Regions from separate parts of the Mus musculus genome. Here region 1 is linked to region 2. A link is a loop called in an ENCODE intact Hi-C map of the cell type or tissue named here. Cell type or tissue: gastrocnemius. All regions are shown on one strand. Links, peaks and the distances in the headings refer to the core of each region. The heading gives the core; the rest is flanking DNA. Region 1 overlaps Gm42344 (a long non-coding RNA gene). Region 2 holds the start of Dhrs3 (dehydrogenase/reductase (SDR family) member 3).

Region 1 (6,255 bases), core at 552-5,551, 60 kb after region 2:
AAAAGTCTATTAGGTTTGGGGGCTATAGTGGTGAATAAAACATACCAGTCCCTGGACACAGGCTGGTGGAGTGTGTTCATACAGCAGGGGTGACATTCTGTAAGGACATAGCAATAGCAAGCGTCAGATACATGCCTGGCTGACTGTTTGGACCCCAGGCAAGCAGAGACAGCTCTGCCTGCCTGGCTTATTACAGCCTGACATTAACATGTGGCATCTTTTTGGACTGGCTTGTGGAGTTCAGCAGAGCCTGACCCAGAATAGAACATAGTTTATTCTGTCTAGTGGGGTGAGGGGTCCCTCTGAGAGCAGGATCAGTGAGGGAAAGCTTTACTGACGATACCACTGCAAAAGGGTGCTGGAGGCTGAGTTGGGGCTGACAGACAGGAAGAAACGACTCTGGGAAAGTTTTAAGGCCGCTCCACAGACTTGAGCCTGGGCACTCGGCCTCATGGGCCTAACTAAAGGTCCAAAGTCTATTTATGTCTGTTGGCTAAGAGTTTGAGGTTCAACCCACCTTCCAAGGCCCCATCTACCTTGCCTTGTTCAAGAATGTCACCTTTTGTCCAGTGTGGAGGGTATTATTGCTGAAGGACAGAGCCCTGATTTGGAGGGCCTGCAAGAAGAACCAGAAGGTCCACATGAAGTCCTATTATGGTCGTGTCACTTCCTCTGACCTTGGCTGGGACTTGGCCTCCTGCCCTTTGGGAGTTCACAGAGAGGTGATATCTCCTCCAAGTGGAGAATGGTTCCCTCCCCTCTCCAGGGAGGCCTGGGTTTATAGATGAAGTTCCAAGGAACCAAACAGCTGGGACTTTTGAGACTGTCTATTCTTGGTGCAAAGCCCCAGGGAGCCTTGAGGCAGAGGATTTACAACGGCAATGCCCCTTTGCTGAAGGCAGGGTGGGGTGGGGTGTTTCCCTCTGTGGCTCCTGCTTTCTGTGGGGTCTGGGGAATAGCTTAGAGTTCAAGTTCACTTGATGCCATCAGCAGAGCCATGAGAAAGGCTGGCATCTTGACTCACCCAGGTGGCCCAGAAGAATGTCACAAACCTTGCTCCAGCTCCTTGACTGTGGGGGCCTCTGGGGTTGTCCACTTTTTCCCAGTGGGAAATTCCAGTCTGTTACCCAGGGTCTTGGGAATAGCTTTGTGGTCTTCAGAGCCACGTCTTGTTAGAATTGTTGTCTCTACTCTGCACTACACTGGGTAAATTAAATTAGCCTTGAGGCTAATGTATAAAGTGAGCTTCATCCGGAAGCCATAGGATAGAATGCCGGTGGAGAGAGTGAGACAACTCCTGATTGAGATGTTGGGTTTGTCCCTGGTACCTCCTCAGAAAGTCAATCAAAGGAGCCAGCAAGATGGCTCAGGAAGTGACAGTGTCTACTGCCAACCCTGACGACCCAAGTTTGATCCCCTGGAACCCATGTTGTAGATAGAGAGAAGTGACCTCTGTAAGTTGTTCTCTGAGCTCCACATTTGTGCCATAGCACTTTGTGTGTGTGTGTGTGTGTGTGTGTGTGTGTGTGTGTGTGTGTGTGTGTGTGTGTGTGTGTATACTTGAGAGGTAGTTCTTAACAATCAGGTAAACTGAGCCCCTGAGACCTGGCTTATAGAAGTGCTGGCTTTGCCTAATCTTCATTCTCATAAAAACCCAATGAGGGAGACAAATATAAGCCTTTTAGGGAAAAAGACTCAAAGGTTCAGCAAGGTTGATAAATTCACTCACAGCTGCACAGCAAACAGATGGCCTGGCTGGACTCCCCCATGAGTGGGCTCAGAGCTGGTCAGATGTGCATGAGATGGGGAATCCGCTGAGAAAAGTCCATCTTGGACCCTGACACTTGGAACCCAAAAAAATGTACTTTCTGGTCAGCCAGGCTTGAAACCTCAGAAGGCCTCATTCCAGGCATTGCCCCCCCAGGACCCCAGAATGGTTCCAGAGTATATCAGGCTAGTCCCTAGACCTGTCTCTAGAAGTTTGGCACTGGTATTCAGGAAGCAGGGAGGAAGGCCAAGCCCCTGGAGCTGCCCCAAGGAGGAGAGCGGTTTGGCCAGCCAGCCGGTGGGGCCAGGCTCCTTTGTTGCACACTGACAGGAAGGTGCGGCCACCACACACTTCAGCTGCCAGCTCACTGTGGTCACTCAATCCATCACCCAGGGTGGGGGCGGCAGGCCCCCAGGCTCCTGGCGGCTAGGCCTGCAGTGTTGTTTTAGTCTGACTCGGGCTGTGAGATAAACGGGGCATGAACTGGCCCCTTGGCAGGGGGTCAGCCCCTTCTGCCCTCATTAAAGTGCCAATCAAGAAGAGGAATGGAGAAAGCTGGTGAGCTCAGCCTCTCCCCAAGGGGCAGGATCCAGACTCCCTGAGAGAGAGAGAGAGAGAGAGAGAGAGAGAGAGAGAGAGAGAGAGAGAGAGAGAGAGAGAGAGCCAGCAGTACATTCCACTGGGCCAGCCAGGCCAGCAGCTTGCATCTGGTTGCAACACTGCAAAGTTGAGAATGGTCTGTTCTGCATGGGGGTGGGGCTTGGGGGACAATCCTTCAAAGCAGGGAACACCCTGCCCTGGCCTGGTCATAGGCTTATGGCTAGGTATCTGCTGCTACTTGATAGCCACACTGGCAATACAGGCCGTCTGATTACCTCTTCTGAATCTCAAAGCACCTCCTGCTCCTTCTGATAGCTGATGGAGAAGCCATGGCCTTGTGGGTAGGGAGCCACCCAGGGGTGGGCAGTGGCCACTGGGCTCAGGCACATACCTGGTGATTTTGTAGTGGCACTGGGAAGGCTGGGTTCACTACTGTACTGGAGAGGCTGGGCCTACCTCTCCTCTCCACATTCTCGAGAAGCCTCTCTCTGACCTGAGTCCTGTCCCCGGGATAACCAGAAAAGCCAGTACACAAAAGCAGAAGAGGCTGAGCCTATTGAAAGCAGGATTACCTCTATTCTGTCTTACAGGATAGACTCAGGTGCTGGCCTGGATGCAGTGTCCCTAAAGGCCTTCTTGGGGTCCGAATGCCACACTGTGAATTCTTGTGGGAAGTCTGGCATAAGCTCCACCCCTAGAGACCACACTGTCAGAAGCCTCTGGGATGGGGCTGGAGGTGGGGACGCTGACCTTCTGTATATATTCCTCACAGTTTGTCTGTTCTCCTAAAGCAATCTAGGGAGATTCCCAATGTTAACCTTAAACCTCTCCATGTGGGTGCACACACATGCACCTCCACACACACACACCATGTACACCCACACGTGTACACCTGTGCATGCAAGCCACACATACACATGAAAAGAAAAGAAAAGATGTTATGATTTTGAATTCCTTTCACATACTAAGCAATAATAATAATTGCTGCCATTGCTTGGGAATTCGTGATGCTTGAAAGCATCGTTTGAAGCAAGTTCTACCTGATTTAAGTCTCCCAACAATGCTGTAGAGAAGAAACCGTGCTGCCCTGTTCTGTGGGTATGCAGAGTCGGGTTGCTATGTAAAAACCTACATATGTAGTAAATCCAACATAAATGTGGTTTGCAACATAAATGTGGTTTGCAACTTCTCTTCTCCTGCTTAGCTGGCAGCCTTCCTCTAGTTAGAGTGGCATAAGTCCAGGTTCTGGCCACCTTGTGGCTCTGCTTTGTCCTGCCTTCCCATTGAAAGCACATGGTATCCTCAGGCTGCTCCATGGAGAATGGTCTGTGGTGGGGGACAAGGAGGTTTGGGACGTGGTCCATTTGCCTTCTGAGCAAACCTGCTCTATCCATGGGCCTAGCTGATCTCCATGATCTGTCTCATGTGATAAATGTGACTGGCTTCCACACCTTGTATCAGTTGGGCACCTGACCCTGACTTCCTGTTAACCTCCACCAATGGGAGACAGTGACAGAAGGTCAGAGGGCACTGGGAGAGGTGAGAGCATTTGCTTGTCAAGATGGATAGTTCTCATTTTCAACTGGATACAACCTAGAATTACCTAAGGAGAGTCTCAGTATAGGACTGTCTAGAACAGGTTGGCCTGTGAGTATTCTGTGGTGGGGGGGGTTGTCTTAATTACATTAATTGATATCAGAAGAACCAGCCTATTGTGAGTGGCACAACTCCCTAGGTTTGGTCCCTGATCTGTGTAAAAGTGAAGAAAATCAGATGAGTCCTAAGCATACATACAAAAAGAGTTGTCAGTCAAATGAAGAAGCACCCTATAGAATGGGAGAAAATACTTGCCGACTACAAATCTGGCCAAGCATCAGTCTCTAAGTCATACCAAGAATGTAAGAAAATAAACAGCAAGAAAACAAAGCAAAGCAAAATGATAAAAATGGGCCATGGAGTTGAACAACACCAAAAATATAGCTGGTTAAAAATCATTTTTAAAAGTGTTCAACATCGTTGGCCATCAGAGAAATCAAACTGAAACCACACTGAGATTCCATCTCACCCCAGTCAGAACGCCTATCATCAAGAAAACAAATAACAACAAATGCTGGGGCAACCACTATGGAAACCAATCTGGATGTGTCTCAAAAAGCTAAAAATAGAACTTCCATATGACCCAGGCGTGATACTCCTGGGCATGTATCCCAAACGCTCCAGTCTTCCGAGGGAGAAACTTACTCATCAGGCTCATTACCGCTCTGCTTGCAATAGCTAGGGAATGGAATCAACGTAGATATCCATGAGCCAATGAGTGGGAAACCAAAATAAACACAATGGGCTTTTATTTATCTATGAGGAAAAATGAAATCTTTGGAAAACAGATCAAAGGTGAGGCACCCCGGGTCCAGAAAGACAAATGTCACAGATTCCCACTCAGATGTAGATCCTAGTTCAAAATTTGAGATTTGTGTGTAAATGTGGAGTAGCTCTAAGCCCAGGAAGCAAAAAAGGACTCTTGAGAGGGAAAGAGGACTTAAGGGAAAAGGGAATAATAGAACACATATAATATGAAGATGGCAGGGCTATGGGGTGAAGGGTGGAATACTGAGAGTTAATGGTTTAACCAGGGACAAGGGGTGTATGGGGGAGAAGAAGGTGAGGGTAGGTTAATCAAAAGTAAAAATATATGAAAACCCTCTATAGGAATCCATACTTTGTAAACTAATTAAAAATATAATTTAAAAGTAGTTGGAGGTGCAACATAAAGTTCCTACATAGAGGAACAATGATTCCCAAAGAAGACATAAGTTCTTAAATGAAAATATCAGTACTAGGTGTGGGATATCCCTTTAGGAGTCATTGGTCAAGGAGACCGAGAAACACTCATAACAGAAGCTGTTGTCAGAGCTCCTGGTTGTCCTCCACAGTTAGACAGCAAAAAACCCTATTGCTGAAGACACCACATACTTTGCAGGTCATAGGGAAATCAAACTGGAATTGACTTTAAAAGTTTCTCCCTGCCAGGGTAGGCGCATCGTCTCTCACTGAGGCCAGACACGGGAACCCTGTTAGGGAACAGGTACCACAGTCATCATGTGGGGAGGGTCTCTGTGAGGGAGGATCAGGAGGAGGTACAATGTTTGATGTAAATAAATTAATTTAAAAAAAGTTTCTTCCTGCTGGCTAGCTAGTGAGGCTGCTAGACTGACCTGCCAGGATAGATGTGCCCAGGGCTATAGTAATGGCATCAAGGTTATGGGCTTTTAGATTCATCTGAGGCCTATTCCACAGGAAGAAATTCATGTCTCATACCATTAACCTGGTCAAAAGCCAATGGCCTAGGAGGTCACCAGCTCTGGGAGAAACCCTCTACTGCTGTGTTGTTGTTGTTGCTGTTGTTGTTGTTGTTGTTGTTGTTGTTGTTTTGGACATGTTGTTAAACCACCTACGAAACAGTTATGCTCACATTCAGAGATTAGTACTGCCTTCAACTTTGGCCAGGAAAGCTCCTCTCTGTTGCAGTTAGCAGTTAATGCAGAGATTCACAACTGTGCTGAGAATATTTATCTGTTGAGTAGTCAGACCTAAAGATGTCATCTGTACTAATTCCTACCCAAAGCTCAGGCACTACTATTCTGGAAGAGGGGCTGAAAGAGTGTCAGAACTGGAGGGTGAGGAGGAGTGTTGTGGAAGGCAGTCTTCAGGACATGGGCATGGCTCTCATGAACATGTAGCTGTGGTTTCTGTCACAAGATCAAGTCAGTACAATCAGGTGACATTCTAACCAACAGCGCCAACTGGAGGTAGTAGGTTATTAACAAAGGAAACCAGAGGACATGAAGGGGCAATGGAGACATGTTAGATAGATAGATAGATAGATAGAT
Region 2 (6,255 bases), core at 580-5,579:
TTCTTATATTTATTTTCATGTGTGCCTGAGTGCACACACATGGAGGCCAAAGAAGAACTTGCAGGAGTTGGTTCTCCTTTTAGACAAGGTTTCACTTTGTAGCTCAGGCTGGTCTTGAACTTATGATCCTTCTGCCAACCTCTGGAGTACAGGAATACAAGTAGGGATGGAAACCAGAGCCTCACATGTTAGACAAATGCTTTATTACTGAGCTACACCTATCCCTGGCCAAGGAGGACAGAAAATGACATAGGATCCCCTCTAGCTGGTTACAAGCAACTGTGAGCTGACTTGGATACAACAACCCTCCCACCACCTCCTTGTTTCTGCCACATCTCTGGCTATGCTCACCTGACCCTGGCATTGAGAACCCTGTCTGCCCCTGTATCAGTTCACCAAGAGTTGGCAGAAGCCTGTCCCCACTGCCAGCCTGAGACCTGAGCAACACAAGTCTCAGCCTGAGCACAGGATGGGGTGAGAGTGTGGTTGCATGAAAAATACCCACCTGTGTGCTCTGACCACTGGAGATTAGGAGTACTGAGTGGGATCAAAGGAGCCAGTCTACCTGCTTCTCATGTCTCCAGTCCTAGCAACCAGACCTGCTAAAGAGAAAAGGGCGCTGTCAACAGATGTTCCATATTAGAAGAGGAGGTGTTTTATAGGGGGTGTTGAAATAGTCTGGGGGCTTTGCAGACTTTTTTCCTGTGTCTTGAAAGAGCCACACATGCCCTCCCCACAGGGGTCTCCACCCATCTAAAGTCTGTCTCTCCCTCTGTTTCCTTTGGCCTGGCAAGCTGCCTATGCTGATTGCCTTGTACAGTTCCTGTGCCCCAGACATTCACCAATTGGGAAGACCCTCTAGACCACAGTCCTTTAGGTAATTTTCAACCGTTTCAGTCTAGAACTCACTTTTGAGCTGGGGCAGACCGCAAACTCATGATCCTCCTACCTCTGTCCCCTGAGTTACCAGTGTATACTACCACACCCAGCTCAACATAAACTTGGGTTCTCCACCAGAACAGTTATTTTTCCCAGACCCTGTTCATTCAATTCCTCTGGCTTGTACTCTTCAGAGTTTAAGGGTAGCTCTGTGAATCTGGTATGTGTGTGTGTGTGTGTGTGTGTGTGTGTGTGTGTGTGTCTGTCTGTCTGTCTGTCTGTCTGTCTGTCTGTCTGTTTATATCTATGTTTGTCTTTCTGCCTATCTGTGTGTATGTAAGTATATGTAAGTGTATGTTAGTGTGTCTGTGTATGTAAATGTCTTTGTGTATACTGGACATTTTCAAACTCTGTTCCAGAGCTGAAGGGCTGGGCTAAGCTGGGGGCTCAGTGATAGAGTCCTTTCCCTGGCTTATATTCTCAACATTGCAAAAAACAAAGGAGCTGAAGATGGGTGAAGGGGCAGAGTAGATCAGCAGTGGGCACCAGTACTGGCTTCTGGGATTCAATTGCCCAGACGTCAGTCTCTTTGAAGGGAAGGGATCACTGCAGGTCACTGAGCTTGGGCTTCAGCTGTCTCCCAGTAGCATGGAGCCATCCCTGAACTGAGCAAGGCTTGAGGCCTGCCTTTCTATATCTTACAGTCTAGTTGCAATGGTGGCCAGGAGAGAGCTTTGTAAAAGAAAAACTCTCAGCCTTCATTGCTTGGTGCTGGGTGGAAAAACAGAACGGGCTCAGTGGTCAGCAAGGCACTAGCTGCCTCAGGTCCACAATGAGCTAACTCATGAGGTAGTCTACTGTGTCTGAGTGTGCAAGATCACACAGGCATGTGAATGGGAGTATGTGTGGCAGTGTATACACACACAGTGGCCTGAAAAGGACTTGGAATTTCTCCTGTCCCTCTCTGCCTCACTCCCTTGCGATGGGGTCCATCACTGAGCCTGGAGCTTGCTGTTTTCCAGCTAGGCTGACTGGCCAGCTGCCAAGCAAGGATCCATCCACCAACTGGCCCTGCCTACTTCCACCCCTGGCCCTGGGATTACAGAAGCACATGGCCACATCTCTCTTTTTACATTGATCCTGGGAACCGAAACTCAGGTTCCCACGCTTGCACAGTGTTATAATCAGGGTTTCTTCTGCTGTGATAAAATCGTATAACCTAAAGCAAATTGGGGGAGAACGGGCTTTATTTCTCTTACACTTCTACATCATAGACTCTCATGGAAGGAAGTTAGGGCAGGACCCTAGAGGCAGGAGCTGATGAAGGAGCCACAGAATCATGCTACTTATCGGCTTGCTCTCTATGGCTTGCTCAGCCTGTTTTCTTATAGCATCCAAGACCCCCAGTCCAGGGATGGCACCACCCACAATGAGCTGTACCTTCCCACGTCACTCACTAATGAAGAAAATGCCCTACAGGTTTGTAGGTTTGCCTACAGCCTTATATTACAGAGATGATTTCTCTATTAAATTCTCCTTCTCTCAGACGACTCCAGCTCGTGTCAAGTTGACATTAAAAACCTAAGCCGGCGCACACCGCAAGTGCTCTTACCCACCAAAACATCTCCCAAGTCCCTAGGCAGCCTACTTCTAATTGTAAGGCCAGCAACCTCTTTTCACTGTCTTTAATCGCAAACCAGGAAAGTTGGAAGGCAGCTCCGCCACAGGGTTCCAACTGGCCCTATAGGAGAGTTGTTTCTTGCACCTCCCTAGCTGTGCCCAGCCCCAGCAGGGCTGAGTCATGGAAAAGTTACTTCTGCTCATTTCTCCCACCAAGCCCACAAAGACTCCTTTCACGTTGTCAGGAGGGGGATGAAAAAATAAAAAAAGTGTGGGGCCCTCCGCCCAAGGCTGGGACGAAAATTTTCAAGCTCCTCTCTAGAGTTAGACTTAGTATCTCCTGCATCAAGGAAGCAGAATGGACCAGTACCAAGAGAGAAAGGGGACACATATTCCACACTACAACTTTCTTATTGAAACCAGCCTACTTAGTTGTGCAGCCTTAGCCCCGTGCTCCCCCACCCCTATCTTCCTGGGAACTGAGGTGTAGGGAGGGAAATGGATAAAGACAGTGACAGCTCATCTCTGGAAAGCTGATGCTGGGGGAAGCCTTAAGCTCACAGATACCAGGACCACAAAATCCACATCCTGACAGTAGACCAAGTAGAAACAGGGCCATTGCATCTGGCCAGACCTTGCATCTGACAGTTGCTTTTGGAATTGCCTAGCCGGTTTTTGTTTGGTCGTTTGTTTTGTTAATTTGTTTGGGGGGGGGCAATTCTTTTATTTTGAGTTGTTGTTGTTGTTGTTGTTGCTCCCCTCTGACTCCAGCTCAGACTCAACAGGGAGAAGCCTGTGTGGCCTTGAATGAATTGCTTACTTATCTGTTGGGCCCAGTTTCCTTAATTGCGTTGAGAGGGCACATAACACCCACCTCCCCAGACCATTTGGGAAATTGTAGTGTGTATAAGACACGTGTGAAGATCCACTGGGGTTCACAGTACCTTTCCACCTCTGTCCCAAACATACACCTGTGGGACATGGACAAGGGTCCTCCTGGTCACTCAGCTGGTCTAGCATCTGATCTGAACAGGATGAACACATACGTGTCTTTCTGTGAATGGCTGGATCTCCGTGTGTTAGTAACCTTTGCTATGAAACAGGTAGAGAAGAGGCTGTGATCTTTACAAGTCCTTAGCCTTACATGGAGTGAAAGGCCTAAGCAAAAAGAATAGCTCTTTAGCCCCACCAGTGTTGAAAACGCTAGTAGCTTAGAGGTGCAGTGTCCCATGTTGGCCACTAGGCGTCTCCAAGGATAATAGATGAGGGCAGAAGCTATGCAGCCTTTTGGGGGTCTCCCCTACTTGGTGTCTTGTACATAGGCCTTAGCAACCGCTGGGCGCCAAGAGTCCGACCCTCCCTGACTGCCATTTCTTTCCTGTTGTTTTATAGACCTGGAAGATGGACGAAATGGCCACCATGGTGGGGTGGGATCTAAGGAAGGCAACGGCCAGCCCTTTGGAGAGTCCTTTAGAAAGAAGAATGGAGCCTGCAGGGACTCTTCACTGCAGTTCTTGGCCAAGCCTGTCCTCCACCTCTCTCCTGCCTTCTTGCCAGAGTGGGGTGGGATGGGAAGAGAAATTAGGTCTGGACTGAATCTCTTCCTCCTGTACTTCCTGGCTGGGTAACCTGGGAAATAGGATGACAAAGTCCCCAAGGCGAGGTCAGCTGGAGGGTGGAATGTCAGACCAGATCGCAGGAGCTCCACACAGGAGAACGGCTTCCTTGCCCCTTCATCCAAACCTAAGAGTTCTCATGACAACTTCTCCCCAGAACTACAGTAGTTGGCAAAAGAGGAAGTGATCTCCACCCCCTCCCCAAATCAGCACTTCTCAAAGGGATTTGTTCACACCCAGGCGGGGAATATTAAAAGCACAGTTAGTTCCTTGTGCACCCAGGGCCTGCTGGATCAGTCTTTGGGGCTGAGGCCCAGGACTCCCAGCCTGAACACGTCCAGGGCTGGAAAGGGCTGCCCCAGATTATAGGGCAGGCTCCCTGGCTGTCTCTCCCTCTCCCGCCCAGGGATGTGCAGAGGGGGCGGGTGGCAAGTCTCATCAGCACTTTTAACTGGGCCTGCTTCTCATGACTCACCTCCTAGACTTCCCGCAACAGGCAAGTCTAAATAGCTGGGTCCCGCCCTCCCAACAGGGAGACGTTCTTACAAGGGGTGGGCAAGAGGTTACAAGGTGGGTGCCCAAAAGGTCAGCGGGGTAAGGGCACCCAGAGAGGGGACACTGGATGAACTGAACAGTGGCATAGCTTTGAAGACGTGTTGTTTACAGGCTTCTGTTATTAAGGAAATTGCTGTCAGTCAAGGTAATTCTAGCCCAGATAAGCAATAAATAAGCTCCCAGCTAATCTTATGGGGATTTTATTGGCACCTGGGGTTAGAGGTCCTTTGCCCTGCTCCCCTTTCTCCCAAAGCAAAATCCTGCCTCCCAAGGGGTCCCTCTACCTCAACGTGAGAGACTTCACGTTAATACAACTTCGGATGTACACTCTTTGAAGGAAAATGGGAATCAGGCAATGATGAAACATAACCTCCTGGTCCTACCTGGAGGCAGAAGAATGACCAAGTGACCTGAAATGAACCCTTGGCGACCCAATAGCATCAAGGCATGCGCGAGTTTCCCCTCGGTTTGCCCGGCCGCTCAGGGGTGGTCACCTGGCCCAGGCTGGGAGCCAGGTCTGATACAGCAAGCTGGCTTGCCAGAGTTGGTTGCAGCGTGTTCGAGTTCCGGCTGCGAGCCCTCGGGGACTAGGGCAGCAAGTTCCAGCTTGCAGAAATGAGAAGCGAGTCCCAGGGGAGTGCGAGACGCAGCGAGACCGGGTGCGCGCCTAGGCGCGTGCCCCGCCACGGCGCAGGGGGAGGGGAAGTCGCCGCAGCCACTCAGAGGCACGATAGTGAAGCCTCCCAACAACTTTAACTGTCAATCAGACTTAATGGGGTATTAAAAAAAAAAAAAAAAAAAAAAAGGAGGGGGCGCCCTTTCGGTCCACGCCGCAGCTGCCCCGCGGACGAAGTAATAGGGCGGTGCAGACTAGGGCGTCCTATCCACGAGTGCTCCACAGTACGGGCCCGACCAAGTTGGAAAGAACAAAAAAGAAGGCAATAAATACTAAAGGGGAGGGGGGAAGAGAGGGAGCCACACCGAGCGGCAACTCCCAGCCCGGGCTGCAAGAGAGGGAGGAGGGAACCGGAGAGAGCGGGCGCGCGCGAGGGCGAGCTGTGCACGAGAAGAAACTGACACCCGGACCCCCCACTTCTCCTGCACGGTGCTGGCAATCAGATCGCGTTTAAGCAATTTCCTGAGCCCAAGAATAGCAATGAGTCGGGAGACTTTCGCGGACTGAAATTGGGAGCTGCAATCACTCCCCAGGTTTTGTGTGTGGTGTTTTTGTGTGTGGTTTTTTCCCCCCTTTCTTTTTCTGGAGAAAGTTGGAGGGGGGCGCTACAATTGGGAAACAGCTTTTTTGTTTGTTTGTTTTGTTAATCTTGCACTTTGAAACCGCGGACTGTAGCTGTGTGCGCGCTGTGGTTGGTGCTTTTTTTTTTTTTTTTTTTCGTCCCTGGCCTTGCCTAAACTCTTCTGTCGGTCTGTAAACATTACCTGTGAATTTCCCAGCCGAAACGGCTGTTGGGGCAAGAAACTTCTTGTTAAAACTTCCCACCCCTTGGACTCTCCACAGCCCCTCTCACCGTCCCAATCTTCTGAGACGCTTTTTACCTCTCCGCCAGAGCAGAGTTTATCTTTT

Evidence for each region. Peaks named below come from ENCODE experiments on the same cell type or tissue, not always from the same donor. Only the 100,000 strongest peaks of a DNase experiment are listed, where the experiment ranks them.
Region 1: a loop joins it to region 2, with 4 times the contacts of the local background. A loop is called at or near these places in 8 of 42 quality-filtered maps.

Annotation. Positions count from the first base shown.
Region 1 is chr4:144,947,475-144,953,729 of GRCm38, forward strand. Gm42344 (a long non-coding RNA gene) reads right to left here. Exons shown (of 3, transcript XR_881562.2): 1 at 46-6,255. It also overlaps a transcript of Vps13d not described here. Among named protein-coding and RNA genes, the nearest start is that of Gm42344, 6.2 kb to the right of the region's middle. In gastrocnemius, for the core only: a CTCF peak has its summit at 3,640; DNase peaks (open chromatin) are centred at 703, 2,112, 3,627 and 4,579; H3K4me3 peaks cover 571 bases; H3K27ac peaks cover 5,000 bases.
Region 2 is chr4:144,887,032-144,893,286 of GRCm38, forward strand. Dhrs3 (dehydrogenase/reductase (SDR family) member 3) reads left to right here and starts at 6,046. Exons shown (of 6, transcript NM_011303.7): 1 at 6,046-6,255. It also overlaps a transcript of Vps13d not described here. In gastrocnemius, for the core only: no CTCF peak of the experiment used is centred there; DNase peaks (open chromatin) are centred at 782, 1,915, 3,476, 3,813 and 2 more places; H3K4me3 peaks cover 1,818 bases; H3K27ac peaks cover 2,818 bases.